2 separate regions of the Mus musculus genome follow, and region 1 is linked to region 2. Evidence: chromatin contacts called from ENCODE Hi-C or POLR2A ChIA-PET data. All regions are on one chromosome and are shown on one strand. The core of a region is the stretch at or near the end of the contact, and the rest is flanking DNA. Distances in the headings are between cores, read along the strand shown. Region 1 overlaps Zranb3 (zinc finger, RAN-binding domain containing 3). Region 2 overlaps Zranb3 (zinc finger, RAN-binding domain containing 3).

Region 1 (2,927 bases), core at 313-2,812, 89 kb before region 2:
TGCTTTTTATGTGTGTGTGTAGATGTGCTTCTATGTTTATGTTTGTATACATTTCACATGCACACATGTGTGTGCTTACCTTCACTCTAGTTTACTCCCTTTTACTACTCTCTGTCCAGGGGTGGGGGGAACTATTATGTTTGTGAAAGCAAAGCCACTCATTTTGTGTTGCTCACACTTGGGAAGGCTGTATTCTTTACAAAGAACAGTTGCCATCACACCATGCTTTGGGGAGCGTGGATAAACAAAAAGGTTTGAGGATTGGCTGGGTTTCTGTGTCCAGCTCAGGGATTAGCTGACTAATGTCAAAGAACAGCCAGTCCTTTCCTTTCCTGCAATTAGAGAACAGGAATATTGTGAACTTTGCTCTTAGTTTCAGCAGTATATTTTTAAATTCTTAGCAAATCCAGTTCAAGTCTGTGGTATCTTGTTTTATGTTGTGTTTTAGTTCTGCCTTTATTTCTGTATTTGTTTATATACTTGAAGGCTATTTTATTTTCTAGTGTTCTAGTTTCTTTTCTGTTGCTGTGATAAAACAGTTTGGCTAAAAGTAACTTACAGGAGGAAAGTGTTTATTTGAATTACACTTCCAGATCAAAGACTTCATTGAAAGAAGGAAGTCAAAGCAGAAACTTGAAGTGAAAACCATGAAAGCATTCTGCTTGCTAGCTGCCTCAGAGGCTCATACTTTTCCATTCAGCCTAGGACCACCTGCTCAGGGGATGGTGCCACCCACAGTTGGCTGGGCTCTCTCCTACCTAATTAATAATCACGATACACACATGTGAGTTAATTTAATTGTGTGTGTGTTTGTGTGTGTGCGCACACACACGTGATAAAGCTCTGATAGGTTTTGTAACCATTGAATATGTCCATCAATCACATTACACCTGCTCCTAATCAACTCATCTCCTAAATTTGCCAACACTGCTCACCACAGTGCTTTTCTTTTTAATTTCTTTTTTTAATTTAATTTTTGTCTAGTGTATATAATGTTTTGAACAAGATTAGCCCTCATTAAAAAAAAAAAGATTAGCCCTCATAAGCTAATTTTTTTGTTTTGTTTTCTTTTGTTTTGTTTTTCGAGACAGGGTTTCTCTGTATAGCCCTGGCTGCCCTGGAACTCACTTTGTAGACCAGGCTGACCTCAAACACAGAAATCCTCCTGCCTCTGCCTCCCGAGTGCTGGGATTAAAGGCGTGCACCATCACGCCTGGCTATAAGCTAATATTTTTGAAGGCTTGGTTAGGAAGCATTGGGGGATATGGCCTTGTTGGAGGCAAGGTGTCAGCCAGGGGAGGGAGTAGGGTAGAGGTTAAAGTTCAAAAGCCCATGCCAGGCCCAGCTTCTCTCTGTCTCTATTTCTATTTCTATGTGTGCGTCTTTGTGCACACACACTCTGGTGGGAGCTATTGTCTCCTTGCCTTCAAGCTTTCCACCATGGTGATCATGAAGGAACCCTTGATGAAACTGTAAGGAAGCCCCCAATTAAATGCTTCCTTTTTCAGTTTGGTCCTGGCGTCTCTTCTCAGCGTTAGTAAGACAGCTCACTAGCTTTCCCTTCAGAGTGAGCCGTGTTTCTTTGTCAGTTCCCATCTTGGCAGCCTTGGTAAGCCTTATGTATCTCTTTTTCTTGATCTGCTATTGCCTCACATTTTCTTTTTTTCTGTAAATTGCAGCTGATTTATTTATGTCTTTTGCTTGGAGCAGTGTCTTCTGTAGTTCTGACTGGCCCAAATATACTTTGTAGTTGTGGATGACCTTTTTTTCCCCTTAAACTGATTTTCTTTCTTTCTTTCTATCTATCTATCTATCTATGTAATGCATGTGGGTACACTGTCACTGTCTTCAGACACACCAGAAGAGGGCATTGGAGATGATTGTGAGCCACCATGTGGTTGAACTCAGGACCTCTGGAAGAGAAGTCAGTGCTCTTAACCGCTGAGCCATCTCTCCAGCTCTCCAGCCCTGTGGATGACCTTAAATGCTGATCCTAGTGTCTTGGCTTCCTAAATCCTGAGATTATAGGAATTTATGATTCAACTGTCTGTAAGGCCTCTAAGTTGACCACACCCATCATTTTCCAGGAAAAAGAAACCAAGACACATTTTCTAATTGATATACTGGCTCTGGGCATATTTGGGAAGTTAGAAAATTCCTTATGGAAAAAAATTGCTAATATACAGTTATCAAGTAGCAGATGGAAGGTTGCCACATCCAAAGTATGCAGTATGTCTTGGTTTCTTTTTCCTCGAAAATGCTTGGTTTGACCAATGTCAGGATTTGGGAAGTCAAGGCAGTAGGATTAGAGTTTAAGGTCATCTATAATACATAATAATATATAAATAACACATATTCAAATATGTAACTGATTGAAAAACTAATGGTCAGTCCTGCCTAGCTATTGGCTAACATTCTGACTTCATGTTGCTCTGTTCTGCTCCCAGGTACTTACTCTGTAAGATTCTGACCCTATTAAATGTGCTAACATGACCCGCTTGCCCTTTCCTGTGAGGAGGTTACACTCCTGCTCCAGGACTCTGCCTTGGATCATGCACAGTTTCTAGCCCACTCCAGTTTCCATTTGGCTTTGCCTTAGTAGCTGCACTGGAACAAGCACCAGGAAGTTGGACTGGACTTCATTTCAATTATGTGAGTTTATCTGTGACCTCTCTGCTGACTTCTCATTTATTTATCAATTTTGCCAATAGTCTCTGAGCTCCTGTACCTCTCTCTGCTTTATCTCTCTTTGGCTGTAGAGGCAAGTGCTCCTTTATGTATAAATTCATGACAATTTTTTTAAACTAAATCTCACTGGAGGAAGTGGTACACTCCTTTAATCCCAGCACTTGGGAGGCAGAGAGGTAAACTCTCTATGAATTCAAGGCCAGCCAGGTCTGGTCTACATAGTAAGTTCTAGGACAACC
Region 2 (2,980 bases), core at 404-2,903:
GCACTGAGTCTTTTCCAAAAAGATTCTTGCATTTTGAACTAATGTGAACAGAAGACAGCCTGTACCCTTTCCTCAGCTGCCTCTTTTTCCCAACACTGAAGGATGCTTATAGAAGAGGCCTGAGTAAGAGCAGGATTTCTTAGTCATTAGGGATGCTATAACAAATACCATTACCATGGTGGCGCATAATAAATGGAATCATGTTCCTCTGGGTTCTAGAGGATGCGATGTGCCATCATGGAGCCAGCATGGTCAAGTTGGGCAGGACTTCCTCTTGGGTCCTCATGCTCTTCTTTTATAAGGACAGTGATCTCATTTGTGAGGTATTGTGCTGGCTAGGTTTATGTCAGCTTGACACAAGCTAGTTAGTCATCAGAGAGGAGGGAGCCTCAATTGGGAAAATGCTTCCATAAGGCCTGCTGTAGGCAGGCCTGTAGGGCATTTTCTTACTTTGTTATTGATGCGAGAGGACCATCTCTGGGCTGTGGTCCTGGGTTCTATAAAGAAGCAGGCTGAACAAGCCATGGAGAGCAAGCCAGTAAGCAGCACCCTCCATGGCCTCTGCATCAGCTCCTGCCTCCAGGTTTCTGCCCTATTTGATTTCCTGTCCTGACTTCCTTTGATGATGAACAGTGATAATGGAAGTGTAAGTCAAAATAACCCTTTCCTCCCAGGTCGCTCTAGTCATGACTAATCGTCTCCTCCTAACACCTTCGCATCAGTCATTAGGTTTCAGTAAATGAATTTTGGAGAGTCATACATTTTTAGTCTATTACATTTTATTCTGTCTTGTCCTAGTTTTATTTCTATTGCTCTGATTTAATAAAAGAGGGCTGGCTTATTCAGCTTATAACTCCAGGTTACCTTCAGTCACTGAGGGGACAGCAAGCAGGGACATGAAGCAGCTAATCCAGTCAGATCCACAGTCAAGAACGGAGAGAAATGAACACATGCTTACTCTTGAGCCCCGGTTTTTCACTTTTGTACCATTCAGAGCCCAGCCCATGAATAGTACCACCCAATTTGAAAACAAGCCTCAAATGCATGCCCACAGGCCAACCTGATCTACTCAGCCACCCTACCCTGGTAATTCTAGGTTTGTCAAGATGTAAAACCAACCATTATCTGTCCCCATAAAATTCATGAGCTTCTATGCACAAACTGCACTCATTCATTCTACCAAACTCCAATATCTAATCTAAATATTATCTAAATCAGATGTGGATGGGACTCATCCTGGAGATGAAGTTCCTCCCCAGTTGTGACTCTGAGAGGCCAACTACATTATAGACTTCTAAACTACAGCTGAGGGTGAGATATCTAAAATACTCATTCACACTCCAAGAGGAAGAAAAAGGAAAGAACAAAGGGCTCGCTCGTCTCAGACAATTCTTAAACCTCACAGGGCAAGCTGAGTAATATCAAAGCCTGCTATTAATCCTCTTTGGCCCTATACTGTCCTCCAGGCCACAGAGAGCAGTAGCCCTGCCTTCCGGATCTACTGGGATGGAGATATCCCCCTGTCTCAGCTGGGCACTGGCCAAACAGTTGCAGTGGCTCCGCCCCTGCCTTGGCTTTCAGGTTCTGTGCAGTGGAGAGAGATCACAGGTGCTGCAGAGCTGCAGCAGGCAGCCCCACCCCCTGCTGCTCCCTCTCTGTTGGTTTTCACAATCCAGTAAAAGCAAGTGTGTCACAACACCCACCACCCTACCAGTGCCAATGACAAGAGTGTCACCTAGTGATCCCTGCACTGCCTTTGTCACCCTCTCCCCTTGTTTTGTATTCCCCGCTGTGGAGTCCTGCTGTGCTCCAGTTCTGTGCAGCTCAAGAAGGCTGACAGGCTGCCCTTGCTCCGCCATCTCTCGTCTGTGATTGCTTCCCTCCCAGCTGACACACTCCTGTCAGCCTTTCACTTTGACTACGTCTGCAGTTCATGTCACGCCATCTGTTCTATCAAATGGCCACTGGGACACACTTCAGTGTTGTCTTCAAAACAGTTCTCCTCATTTGTTCTGTCTTGATGAGCTAAGAATTTCCCCATATTTAAACTGTCCCCCCCTTTGCTTTGAGACTGTGTCTGTATATCTCTCTTCCTGCATGTACACAGATAGTCAGAAGGAGCCATGCTGCTCCTGCAGAGTGCCGCCAGAAGTCACAGCAAGATGCAGTCTCATTGCCTGTAAGCTCTTCCTTCCAGAAATAACTAGAACATTGCCCATGCGGTTAAGTCCTTGGCTTTTGAACAAAGTGACCTTTCCTCCAGTTTCCAGTAGCATGTTCTTCACTTTCATCTGAACTTCATCCAAATGGCCTCTGCAGTCTCTGCCCCAGCAACGTTCTCTTCAGGACTATGCGGCTGTTCTCTATTGTTATTACCATCATTATTATTAGATATTTTATTTACATTTCAAATGTTATCCCCTTTCCTGGTTTCCCGCCTGGGAACCCCCATCCCATCCCTTCTCCCCCTGCTTTTTTGCCAGTGTTCCCCTAAGAAGAGAGATACTTCTCTGCTGCACTCCTTGTTGACTTGGAATGCCTCTGAATTCCCTTTGTGGGATTACCTAGCATGCACCCTGAGGCTCCCAGTCTCTACCCATCGCCTGCTTTGTAACCCTCCCACCCCTCCAGGCAGCAACCACCCTTTTGGGACATCACTTTCTAAGAAACTTGAGCTACTACAACAAAATACCATAGGAATAAATAGCAGTGCATTCTGTCACTAATCTGGTGGACGTGGCCCCACCTTCATGACTTAATCACTTCCCCAAGATGCTGCTTCCTAACCTCACACCGAGGTAAAGAGTTCAACATTGGGGGCGGGGGGGGGTCTCAAATAAACACTCTTTTGCAGGGAATTCTGAGTAGTGATTATAAATATGCACACTGACCAATAATGTTTAGGGAAAATTCCTAAGTATATAAACAGTAAAATAAAAATTTCGTCAGGAAAGTGAATATTGTGTAATGTTTCTGCTAA

What was found. A loop is a pair of places that touch in the nucleus more often than their neighbours do. ChIA-PET counts read pairs that join two places held with the same protein, here RNA polymerase II (POLR2A).
Region 1: a map of gastrocnemius shows a loop between it and region 2 (2.0-fold over the local background). The contact joins two enhancer-like sites. A Hi-C loop is called at or near these places in 1 of 37 maps with a recorded cell type or tissue (gastrocnemius). POLR2A ChIA-PET finds 5 or more read pairs at or near these places in 1 of 5 experiments (embryonic stem cell).

What each region holds. Positions count from the first base shown.
Region 1 is chr1:128,078,471-128,081,397 of GRCm38, reverse strand. All of the region lies in intron 2 of Zranb3 (zinc finger, RAN-binding domain containing 3), which reads left to right. Among named protein-coding and RNA genes, the nearest start is that of Zranb3, 23 kb to the left of the region's middle. Within about 2 kb of position 1,562, at least 1 of the 3 ENCODE cell types and tissues checked has a DNase peak (open chromatin) inside an H3K27ac peak, as active enhancers do.
Region 2 is chr1:127,989,223-127,992,202 of GRCm38, reverse strand. The region is part of intron 11 of Zranb3 (zinc finger, RAN-binding domain containing 3); the gene reads left to right. Among named protein-coding and RNA genes, the nearest start is that of Gm28800, 30 kb to the right of the region's middle. Within about 2 kb of position 1,653, at least 3 of the 3 ENCODE cell types and tissues checked have a DNase peak (open chromatin) inside an H3K27ac peak, as active enhancers do.